Linked DNA regions of Homo sapiens: region 1 is linked to region 2. The links are chromatin contacts, found by Hi-C or POLR2A ChIA-PET in ENCODE. All regions are on one chromosome and are shown on one strand. Each heading gives the region's core, a stretch centred on a gene start or an enhancer-like site at or near the end of the contact. The rest is flanking DNA. Distances are from core to core; before and after follow the strand shown. Region 1 overlaps BICRA (BRD4 interacting chromatin remodeling complex associated protein). Region 2 holds the start of C5AR1 (complement C5a receptor 1).

Region 1 (4,927 bases), core at 1,982-4,481, 390 kb before region 2:
TTGGTGGGCAGGTGTGGAGGGGGCTGGGTGGAGGCCCCGGGAGCTGAAGACGACAGGGGGCCGTGGCCGGGAAGCCGATGACCCTCGGAAGAGGCTGCGATGGGGAGGCCGAGCGAGCGGGAGGAAGACACGTACTCGTCTGCAGAATCGGGGCAAAGAAAACCCGCGGGGTTAGGATGAGGACCCCCCGACCGAGCTGGGAGGAGCTGTGTGCAGTGAGCACCTACTACCTGCCAGGCACCAGACTGCACCCTGGACCCTCCAATCCTCAGGATAGGCTTGGTGAGACCCTCTTCAGCAAGGCCCAAATTCCCCCAACTCTAAAACCACTGTGCCTGGCACAGCGCCACGAGCCACGTGGGGCTCATTCAGACATAAGTAAATTAAGAGAATACAAAACAAGGCTCAGGCCTGTAATCCCAGCACTTTGGGAGGCCAAGGGAGGGGGATCGCTTGAGCCCAGGAGTTTGAGACCTGCCTGGCCACAGTAGTGAGACCCCTGTCTCTACAAACAAACAAACAAAAAAACAATAAATAAAATATGAAGTTCTATTGGACAGCACTGCTCTAATTATATACATAACTTTTTAAAAATGGGGCTAAGGAGGTATCTAATTTCAAAATCTGGTCCGAAATGACATGAGGTTTTTTGTTTGTTTGTTTGTTTGTTTTTTTGAGACAGTCTCAATCTGTTGCCCAGGCTGGAGTGCAGTAGCGCCATCTCACCTCACTGCAACCTCCGCCTCCTGGGTTCAAGCGAGTCTCCTGCCTCAGCCTCCCAAGTAGCTGGGATTATAGGTGCCAGACACCACACCTGGCTAATTATTGTATTTTTAGTAGAGACAGGGTTTCGCCACGTTGCCCAGTCTGGTCTCACACTCCTGACCACAGGTGATCGCCCGCCTCAGCCTCCCAAAGTGCTGGGATTACAGGTGTGAGCCACCACACCCGGCTACATGAGGTTATTTATGGTCATGATTTATCTCAACTACTCTGGATACCCATCGATTTCACTCCAGAAATACTAGTGTGTTTGATCACACAGTGCTTCCCCAAACCCACTGGGGGTAAATCAGAAGACAGCATTGAGGTAGCTCATTGCCTTTCTTTTTTTTTGAGACGGAGTCTCGCTCTGTCGCCCAGGCTGGAGTGAGCTCATTGCCTTTCTAAAAGCAAAAAGATTCCAGAACATATCAGGCCCCGAGGGTGTCAGATAAGAGATTGTAAGCTGATCATCATAACCCCCACTTTACAAAATGAGAATACAGAGACACAGAGAAGGTAAGTAACTTGCCCAAGGTCACACAGTTAGTAAGTGGCAGAGCCAGGATTTAAACCAAGACTCCAGCATCGAGCCCCTAACCACGGAACTACCCTTCCTCTCCTACCCTAGAGACTTCAGACTCGCTCCTGGCCCCTCCTTCACTATGGCCACCCCTTTGCACTCATTTAAGTACCAATGACTACTTTTTCAAAATTAAGGTCCAGAGCTCGACGTAAAAAGCCTGCGCCTGGCAGCACAAAGCAGGGACCATGCTTTTATCCAGGGAAGCCCTGGAGTTGGAATGTGGGCAAAGGCTAAGGGAATATTCTGGAAACTCTGGCAGCTGGGATCTGCCTGTACCGTTTCCTGCAGACAGGAGACTAGAGTGAGGCCAGCGAGCCACCTAAGGTGCAACACTTAAGGAGGTGCTCACTCTCAGGGTCCCCAAGCAAAGGACTGGCACCCAAGAGTGGGCGTTACCTTATATATTTTGCAACCTAGGCGCCTGCTCTCCTGTTTTGTGTCCCACGGGGGTGGCAGAAATATTCCCCCCATCCCAGAGTGGTGGGGGTGGAAGGGCCACACAGGGATGGAGGAAGATGGATGTGGGCTATCTGGTCTGAGAGGCGGGAGGTCAGGGGAGGCACAGCTGCCAGCAGGAAGGTGGAGCTGGGGCACCGCCTAGTGGTGGAGTGAGGTAGGGCCACACACCCACTCCCCGCCCTGAATCTAACTCTTCTGCCCAGGTGGGGTGGGGGCACCTCTCCCTCCCCTCCCCTCTCACTCCCCCCTCTCACCCGGCTTCTCCTTGGCCAGCTGTTTATCCAAGGCAAGGGTGGTCTTCTCCTCCTGAATGAACATTCGGTCGATCATTACCATCTCCGCTGAGGGGCTCACCCTCTGGGGTGGGGGAAAAGACGACGTGCGAGTGAACCAGCAAGAAGGGGGAAGGGGCGCGAGCGACGGGGACGATGCGTGCAAGGTCCAAACTGTCCTTGTGATGGGAGCTCCCGCCTCCCTCCCAACCTCCCTCCCGGGGCTAGGAGGGGCGGGAGGCTCCACCTTGCCCAGAGCGGGTGAGGGAAAGGGGCAGTGTCCCAGCGAGGAGGAGCCCAGAGGCGAGGAAGGCGACTCTGACCCTACCCGGGACTCCTCCAGGAGCAGGAGCCGATATTTATTGAGCATGGCCTGGGTGCGTTTCAGCAGCTGCGTGGAGACCGTCTCAAACTCCTCGTCCACTGCGAGGAAGGGAAGAGAGGCAAGGGCGGAGATGTTGGGGGCGGCCGCGGATGCGCAGGAAGGAGGGCGGGGCAGGGTCAGCATAGCGCACCGTGGACCTGCGGCTCCACACTGGCGACGCCCCGCCCCACGGGCTGGGGTCCCCTGGGACATATAGGGCCGTGTCCTGGGGAGGCCTCACCTTTGTGGTAGTCACTGGGGGAGGGGAGGGCGCCCTGGTAGACATGGTAGGGCAGGAGGCGATGCAGGGCGTCCTCAAAGGAGGGGAAGGCCGTCTTGTAGTCGGGGTGCAGGACGGAGCCCTGGTGTTTGTGCAAATGCTCCAGGAAACTGCGGGTGGAAAGGGGAGAGACCACACACGGCGGAGGGTGGGGGGGACGGGTGAGGGCCAGGGGAAGTCCCTGAACCCTCAGCCCCAGGCCGCAACTGAACACAACAGCGGGAAGGGGAATACTTGGGCAGTGGTGTTCCCATGTACTGAACGTGCTTGTTCCATCTCACTGAGTCCCTGGGGCCGACCAAAGCAGTGCTATCGCTATCCCCATTTTACAGAAAGGGAAGGTGAGGTCGAGGAAGTGAAGTCACTCCTCTCCAAAGCACGTAAGGGAGGAAGAGCAGAGCGGGAAGTGAGGCCAGAGCCTGGAAGCTGCTATTCTGCCTCCTGCCACCTGGGGCCAGTGTGGCTCCACCGTGCCTCCTCCAAAGTGCAGCCTTCGGGAAGAAGGGAGGGAGGCTGGATCCTGTCTTCTCACGGGCCGCTTTTGTAGCCCATGTTACAATGGGTTTTGTCTGTTGGCAGTGTGACTGTCTCCCCCACCAGGCAGGCCCAACTCCACCCTCGGCTAAAAACCAGCAGCCTCTCTGCACTGTGGGGGCAGGGACTTTGTGTCACTTACTCCTGTGTTCCCAACATGGGGCTCAGGCCTGGGCACTGAGTGGGGACTTAATTCACACTCCTAGGCCAAGCAGAGGCTCACGCCTGCAATCCCAGCGCTTTGCGGGGCCGAGGCAGAAGGATTGTCTGAGCCCAGGAGTTCAAGGCCAGCCTGGGCAACACAGCAAGACCCTGTCTCTACAAAAATTATTTAAAAATTAGCCGAGTGTGGTGGCACGTGCCTGTAGTCCCAGCTACTCAGGAGACTGAGGTGGGAGGATCACTTGAGACTAGGAGTTTCAGACCAACCTAGGCCGGGCATGGTGGCTCACACTTGTACTCCCAGCACTTTGGGAGGCTGAGATGGGTGGGTCACCTGAGGCCAGAAGTTCAAGACCAGACTGGCCAACATAATGAAACCCCGTCTCTACTAAAAATACAAAAATTAGGCAGGTGTGGTGGCATGCACCTGTAATCTCAGCTACTCGGGAGACTGAGGTAGGAGAATCACTTGAACCCAGGAGGCAGAGGTTGCAGTGAGCCGAGATTGTACCACTGCACTCCAGCCTGGGTGACAGAATGAGACTTCGTCTCCAAAAACAAAACAAAACAAAAACAAAACCAACCAGCCTGGGCAACATAGTAAGACCTTGTCTCCACAATATATATAAAAAAAAATTTTTTTTTTTTGGGTGAGGGCATGCAGTCTTGCTCTGTCGCCTGGGCTGAAGTGCAATGGCATGATCTCGGCTCACTGCAACCTCTGCCCCCCGGACTTATATGTTTTTAAAAAAACACTCATGGTGGGCTGGGCGTGGTGGCTCACACCTGTAATCCCAGCACCTTGGGAGGCCGAGGCAGGTGGATCACTTGAGGCCAACATGGTGAAACTCCATCTCTACTAAAAATACAAAAATTAGCCGAGCATGGTGGCAGACGCCTGTGGTCACAGCTACTTGGGAGGCTGGGGCAGGAGAATCACATGAACGGGGGAGGCGGAGGTTGCAGTGAGCCAATATTGTGCCATTGCACTCTAGCCTAGGTGACAGAGTAAGATTCTGGCTCAAAGAACCCCCCCTAAAACAAAACAAAAAACCCTGGTGGTGGAAGGAGGGCAGGAGAGAGGGCAGGCAGGCATCCAGCATTTACCCATCCATCCGCCCAGACTCCCATCCATCCATCCCCAAACACCCCCCCCATCATCCTCCCAACAGCCATGTCCACCCACTCACTTCCCCCACCCATCACTTCACCCACCCAGTGGGGCTCAGCACCGACGCGGCCCAGCCGTGTGGGAGACATGGAGGGCACAGCAACAACCAGGATGGACCAAACTGCCGCCCTCCTGAGCCCCAGCCTGGCGGAGCCACAGCCCACCCTCCCTCCACCACTCTCTGGTCACCCCATTTTCCAGAGGGGGAAACTGAGGGTCTATGAGGGAACTACATCGCTACCAAGAGGTGGAGCTGGGCTTGGCACTTGGGCCTGCCCAACTCTGCTTCTGGAGGGTGGCCCCATGCTCCCCCAGGTCTCTGGAAGGTACAGGGCAG
Region 2 (4,566 bases), core at 351-2,850:
CTCGGCTCACTGCAACCTCTGCCTCATGGGTTCAAGCGATTGTCGTGCCTCAGCCTCTCAAGTGCTGGGACTACAGGCGCCCGCTTATATGCCCAGCTAATTTTTGTAGTTTTGGTAGAGACGGAGTTTCACCATGTTGGCCAGGATGGTCTCAATCTCCTGACCTTGTGATCCGCCCGCCTCAGTCTCCCAAAGTGCTGGGATTACACGCATGAGCCACCGCGCCTGGCCGAGAATGAGTTTTTACCAAGTATCATTTGGTACTTTGGAAAATGTTTTGGAAAGAAAAAAAAAAAGAAGAAGAAGAATCAGAGAGTCCCGTTTGCCCAAGTCGGATCTCAAGGGTGGAATGCAGGAATGAAGCAACATCAGACCCCTCCCTGGTCCATCCAAACCATCTTCCGTTTCCTCTTTGACACAGATGAAGCAAGGCAATGCCTGTGTTACAGCAGGTGCTGAATCGCAGCTCTGCTGGCTCAGTGCCCAGGCCTCCAGACGCAGGGATGACAGGGACCCTCATTTAGCCTGGGGTGCATTCCTTCTGACACTCACAGAATCCATGGCATAACCTGCTTCTGCCACCAACCATGGAGGGTCCCCATCCATCTCTGCTCCTGCCTGGGCCTCAGTTTCCCCATCTCTGTCATGCAGAACATCTCAAACGACCAGGCATAATGGCCTCATGCCAGTAATCCCAGAGCTTTGGGAGACCAAGGTGGGAGGATGGCTTGAGGCCAGGAATTTGAGACCAGCCCTGACAACATAGCAAGAACCCATCTCTACAAGAATAAAAATTTTAAAAATTAGCCGGACATAGTGGTGCATGCCTGTGGTCCCAGATACTCAGGAGGCTAAAGAGGGAGGATCACTTGAGCCCAAGAGTTCAAGACTGCAGTGAGCTATGATGGTGCCACTGCACTCCAGCCTGGGCAACAGTGCAAGACCCCAAGTCGAAAAAGAAAAGAACATCTATCTGCAAGAGCATCTGAGTAACTTGACCATTCCTCCAAACTGGTTCTTTCCAGCCTCCCAACATTTTCTCTGCCATTCCCACTGCCTGGAAGGCCTGTTCTAGATTTCTTCACTTGTGGAATTCTTTAAATAAAAAAAAAAATACAGACAGGGTCTCACTATGTTGGCCAGGCTGGTCTTGAACTCCTGGCCTCAAGCAATCCTCCCGCCTTGGCACAATCCCCAATGTGCTGGGATCACAGGTGTGACCCACTGCGCTCGGCTGCTTGTGGAATTCTTAGTCACCTTACTAGACCCAACTCAAGGGTCCCCTCCCCTGGGGAATCTTCTCGGGCCCCAGCCCCACGAGGTTGCTGTTGCTCCCACAATCTTGACAATCTTATTCCCATGGCCACATCCCAGCCCTGGAGTGTGAGAGCCTGGGATGCAGGAGAGAGGGAAGGTGGGAGGTGGAAGACAGGGAGAGAGAAGGAAAGGGAGAGACAGACAGAGTTGACGGCGAGAGTTGGGGAGAGAGAAGGACCCACTGGAGCAAAGATGGGAGGGACCCAGGACAAAGTTTCCTGCTCCCATTCCCCTTCGAGACTCACCATGTTCTGGTCTCCTGGGCTCCCCGAGGATCGAAGGTCCCTCCTGCCCAAGGGCTGTGGTTTTTAAAGCCCCAAGGGAAGATGCAGGGAGGAAATGACCGTCTTTCTCTCTGGGGCTCTCATTGGTCTGCACACTGGGCACTGAGGCCAGAGCTCCCTCTGCGGGGCACACACCCAGGGGACTCTAACCACCTCCTCCCAGGCAGAGAAGGGGGGCCGGCGCTCGGAAAACCGAGGAAGCTCCTGTGCAGGCTCGGCCCCTCTCCTGGCCTTGGTTTCCCTATTTGGGGCCATCTCTTCTCTCTCATTTTTTTTTTTTTTTTTTTGATAGAGTCTTGCTGTGTCGCCCAGGCTGCAGTGGAGTGGTGCAATCTCGGCTCTCTGTAACCTCTGCCTCCTGGGTTCAAGCACTTCTCCTGCCTCAGCCTCCCGAGTAGCTGGGATTACACGTGTGTGTCACCACCCCCGGCTAATTTTTTGTATTTTTAGTAAAGACGGGGTTTCGCCATGTTGGCCAGGCTGGACTCAAACTCCTGAGCTCAGGCAATCACCCACCTCAACCTCCCAAAGTGCTAGAATTACAAGTGTGAGCCACTGCGCCCGGCCTGGAGCCATCTATCTCTTTCCTCCTAAGACGCCAGCCTTCTGGGCAAAAGCTCAGGAATGCAGTTGGCTTAAACCCCTCCCTTGGGATTCAAGAAAGCAGAGACTGTAACCTCCACTCAGCCTCCCGGCCAGGCTGATTTGAGACCCAAAGAGGCTGAGCTAGTCTGCGGAGGTAGCCCAGCATTTAAGTATATTTTACTGTTAAATCTTCCTTCTAGGGCCAGGTGCAATGGCTCACACCTATAATCCCAGCACTTTGGGAGGCTGAGGCAAATGAATCACTTGAGGTCAGGAGTTCAAGACGAGTCTGGCCAACATGGTGAAACCCTGTCTCTACTAAAAATACAAAAATTACCCAGGTGTGGTGGCAGGTGCCTGTAATCCCAGCTACTTGGGAAGCTGAGGCAGGAGAATTGCTTAAACCTGGGAGGCAGAGGTTGCAGTGAGCCAAGATTGCGCCACTGCACTCCAGCCTGGGCAACAAAGCAAGACTCTGTCTCAAAAAAAAAAAACCATCGTCACCAGCCTGGCCAATATGGTGAAACCCCATCTCTACTAAAAATACAAAAATTAGCCAGGCGTGGTGGTGGGTGCCTGTAATCTCAGCTACTCAGAAGGCTGAGGCAGGAGAATTGCTGGAACCCAGGAGGCGGAGGTTGCAGTGAGCAGAGATTGCACCATTGCACTCCAGCCCAGGCTGACAACACCAAGACTCAATCTCAAAAAAAAAAAAAAGAAAAGAAAAAGAAAAGAAAAGAAAAAAATCATCCTTCTAGGGTTATAAAGTTGGCAATAGAAAATGGAGCTACCCTGTCCCCCAACTACACAAGCCACAACCATCTCCATCTATTATTGTTACATTGTAATATATAATGAAATAATTATACAATTCAACATAATGTAGAATCAGTGGAATCCCTGAGCTTGTTTTCCTGTAACGAGATGGTCCTATCTGGGGGTGATGGGATACAGTGACAGATCATCAGGCATTAGATTCTCATAAGGAGCTTGCAACCCAGATCCCTCACATGCGCTGTTCACAACAGGGTTCATGCTCTTTTTTTTTTTTTTTTTTTTTTTGAGATGGAGTCTCACTCTCTCACCCAGGCTAGAGTGCAGTGGCACGATCTCGGCACACTGCAACCTCCGCCTCCCAGGTTCAAGCGATTCTCCTGCCTCAGCCTCCCGAGTAGCTGGGACTACAGGTGCCTACCACTGCACCCGGCTAATTTTTGTATTTTTAGTAGAGACGTGGTTTCACCATCTTGGCCAGGCTGATCTCGAACTCCTGACCTCGTGATCCACCCGCCTCAGCCTCCCAAAATGCTGGGATTACAGGCTTGAGCCACTGCGCCCGGCCTGGGTTCACGCTCTTATGAGAATGTAATTCCGCCCCTGATCTGACAGATCAGGCGGTAATATGAGCGAAGGGGCGTGGCTATAAATACAGATGAAGCTTCACTTACTCACCTGCCACTCACCTCCTGCGATGCTGCATGGTTCCTAGCAGGCCATGGACTGGTACAGGTCTGCAGCCCAGGGCTGGGGGCTAAGATACTTCCTAGAGCCTGGGGCAAGGAAGGAGCCTAGATTACCTTCCCGAGGCTGCTGTAACCAATTAGCACAAACTGCGGGCTTAACACCAGGACCGGGCGCAGTGGCTCATGCCTGCAATCCCAGCACTTTGGGAGGCTGAGGCGGGCAGATCATTGAGGTCAAGAGTTCAAGACCAGCCTGGCCAACATGGCAAAACCCCATCTCTACTAAAAATACATAAATTACCTGGGTGTGGTGGTGCATGCCTGTAGTCCCAGCTACTCGGGAGGCTGAGGCACAAGAATTACTTGAACCCGGGAGGTGGAGGTTGCAGTGAGCCAAGATGGCACCACTGCACTCCAGCCTGGGCGACAAAGCAAGACTCCACCTCAAGGAAAAAAAAAGAAAAAAAAAGCCAGACAATTATTTTGGCATGGTTCTGCAGGCCAGAAGTCCAAAATCAAGATGTCACCACTCCCTCCAGAGGTTCCAGGGGAGAATCTGTTCCTTGCCTCTCCCACCTTCAGGTGGCTCCTGAAATTCCTTGGCTTGTGGTTGCACCACGCCCGTCCCTGCCTCTGTGGTCTCATCACCTCCTCCTCTACCGTATGTCTCAAATTTCTATCTTCCTCATATAAGGACTCTTGTGATTCCACTGAGCCCACCCAGACCCAATCCAGGATAATCGCTCCCCCATCTAAAGATCTTTAACTTCATCCTATCTGCAAAGTCCCTTTTGCCATGGAAGGTCACCTGTTCACAGGTTCAGGGGATTAAGATGTGGACATCATTGGGGATCATGATTCTATCTGCAACAGGGTCTGAGAAGCTAGAGAGTAAGTGTGTCCAGTGGTGGAGAGAA

Evidence for each region. Hi-C counts contacts between places; a loop is a spot of excess contacts on that map. ChIA-PET counts read pairs that join two places held with the same protein, here RNA polymerase II (POLR2A). Pooled maps may share reads with other maps.
Region 1: a loop to region 2 is called in a map of IMR-90, with 7 times the contacts of the local background. The contact joins the enhancer-like site here to the promoter of C5AR1 in region 2. A Hi-C loop is called at or near these places in 40 of 168 maps with a recorded cell type or tissue (A673, B cell, CD4-positive, alpha-beta T cell and 28 more), 27 of 37 single-sample maps with no recorded cell type and 43 of 50 pooled maps. POLR2A ChIA-PET finds 5 or more read pairs at or near these places in 2 of 52 experiments (AG04450 and OCI-LY7).

What each region holds. Positions count from the first base shown.
Region 1 is chr19:47,696,540-47,701,466 of GRCh38, reverse strand. BICRA (BRD4 interacting chromatin remodeling complex associated protein) reads right to left here. Exons shown (of 15, transcript NM_001394372.1): 12 at 2,685-2,833; 13 at 2,408-2,502; 14 at 2,062-2,164; 15 at 1-139. Among named protein-coding and RNA genes, the nearest start is that of EHD2, 14 kb to the left of the region's middle. RefSeq lists enhancers at 1,801-2,095, 1,829-2,369, 2,370-2,912. Within about 2 kb of position 3,231, at least 16 of the 41 ENCODE cell types and tissues checked have a DNase peak (open chromatin) inside an H3K27ac peak, as active enhancers do; they include HCT116, OCI-LY7, dorsolateral prefrontal cortex and 3 more, where a contact is called at or near this core.
Region 2 is chr19:47,306,895-47,311,460 of GRCh38, reverse strand. It overlaps C5AR1 (complement C5a receptor 1), which reads right to left and starts at 1,600. Exons shown (of 2, transcript NM_001736.4): 1 at 1,563-1,600. The coding sequence starts at 1,565.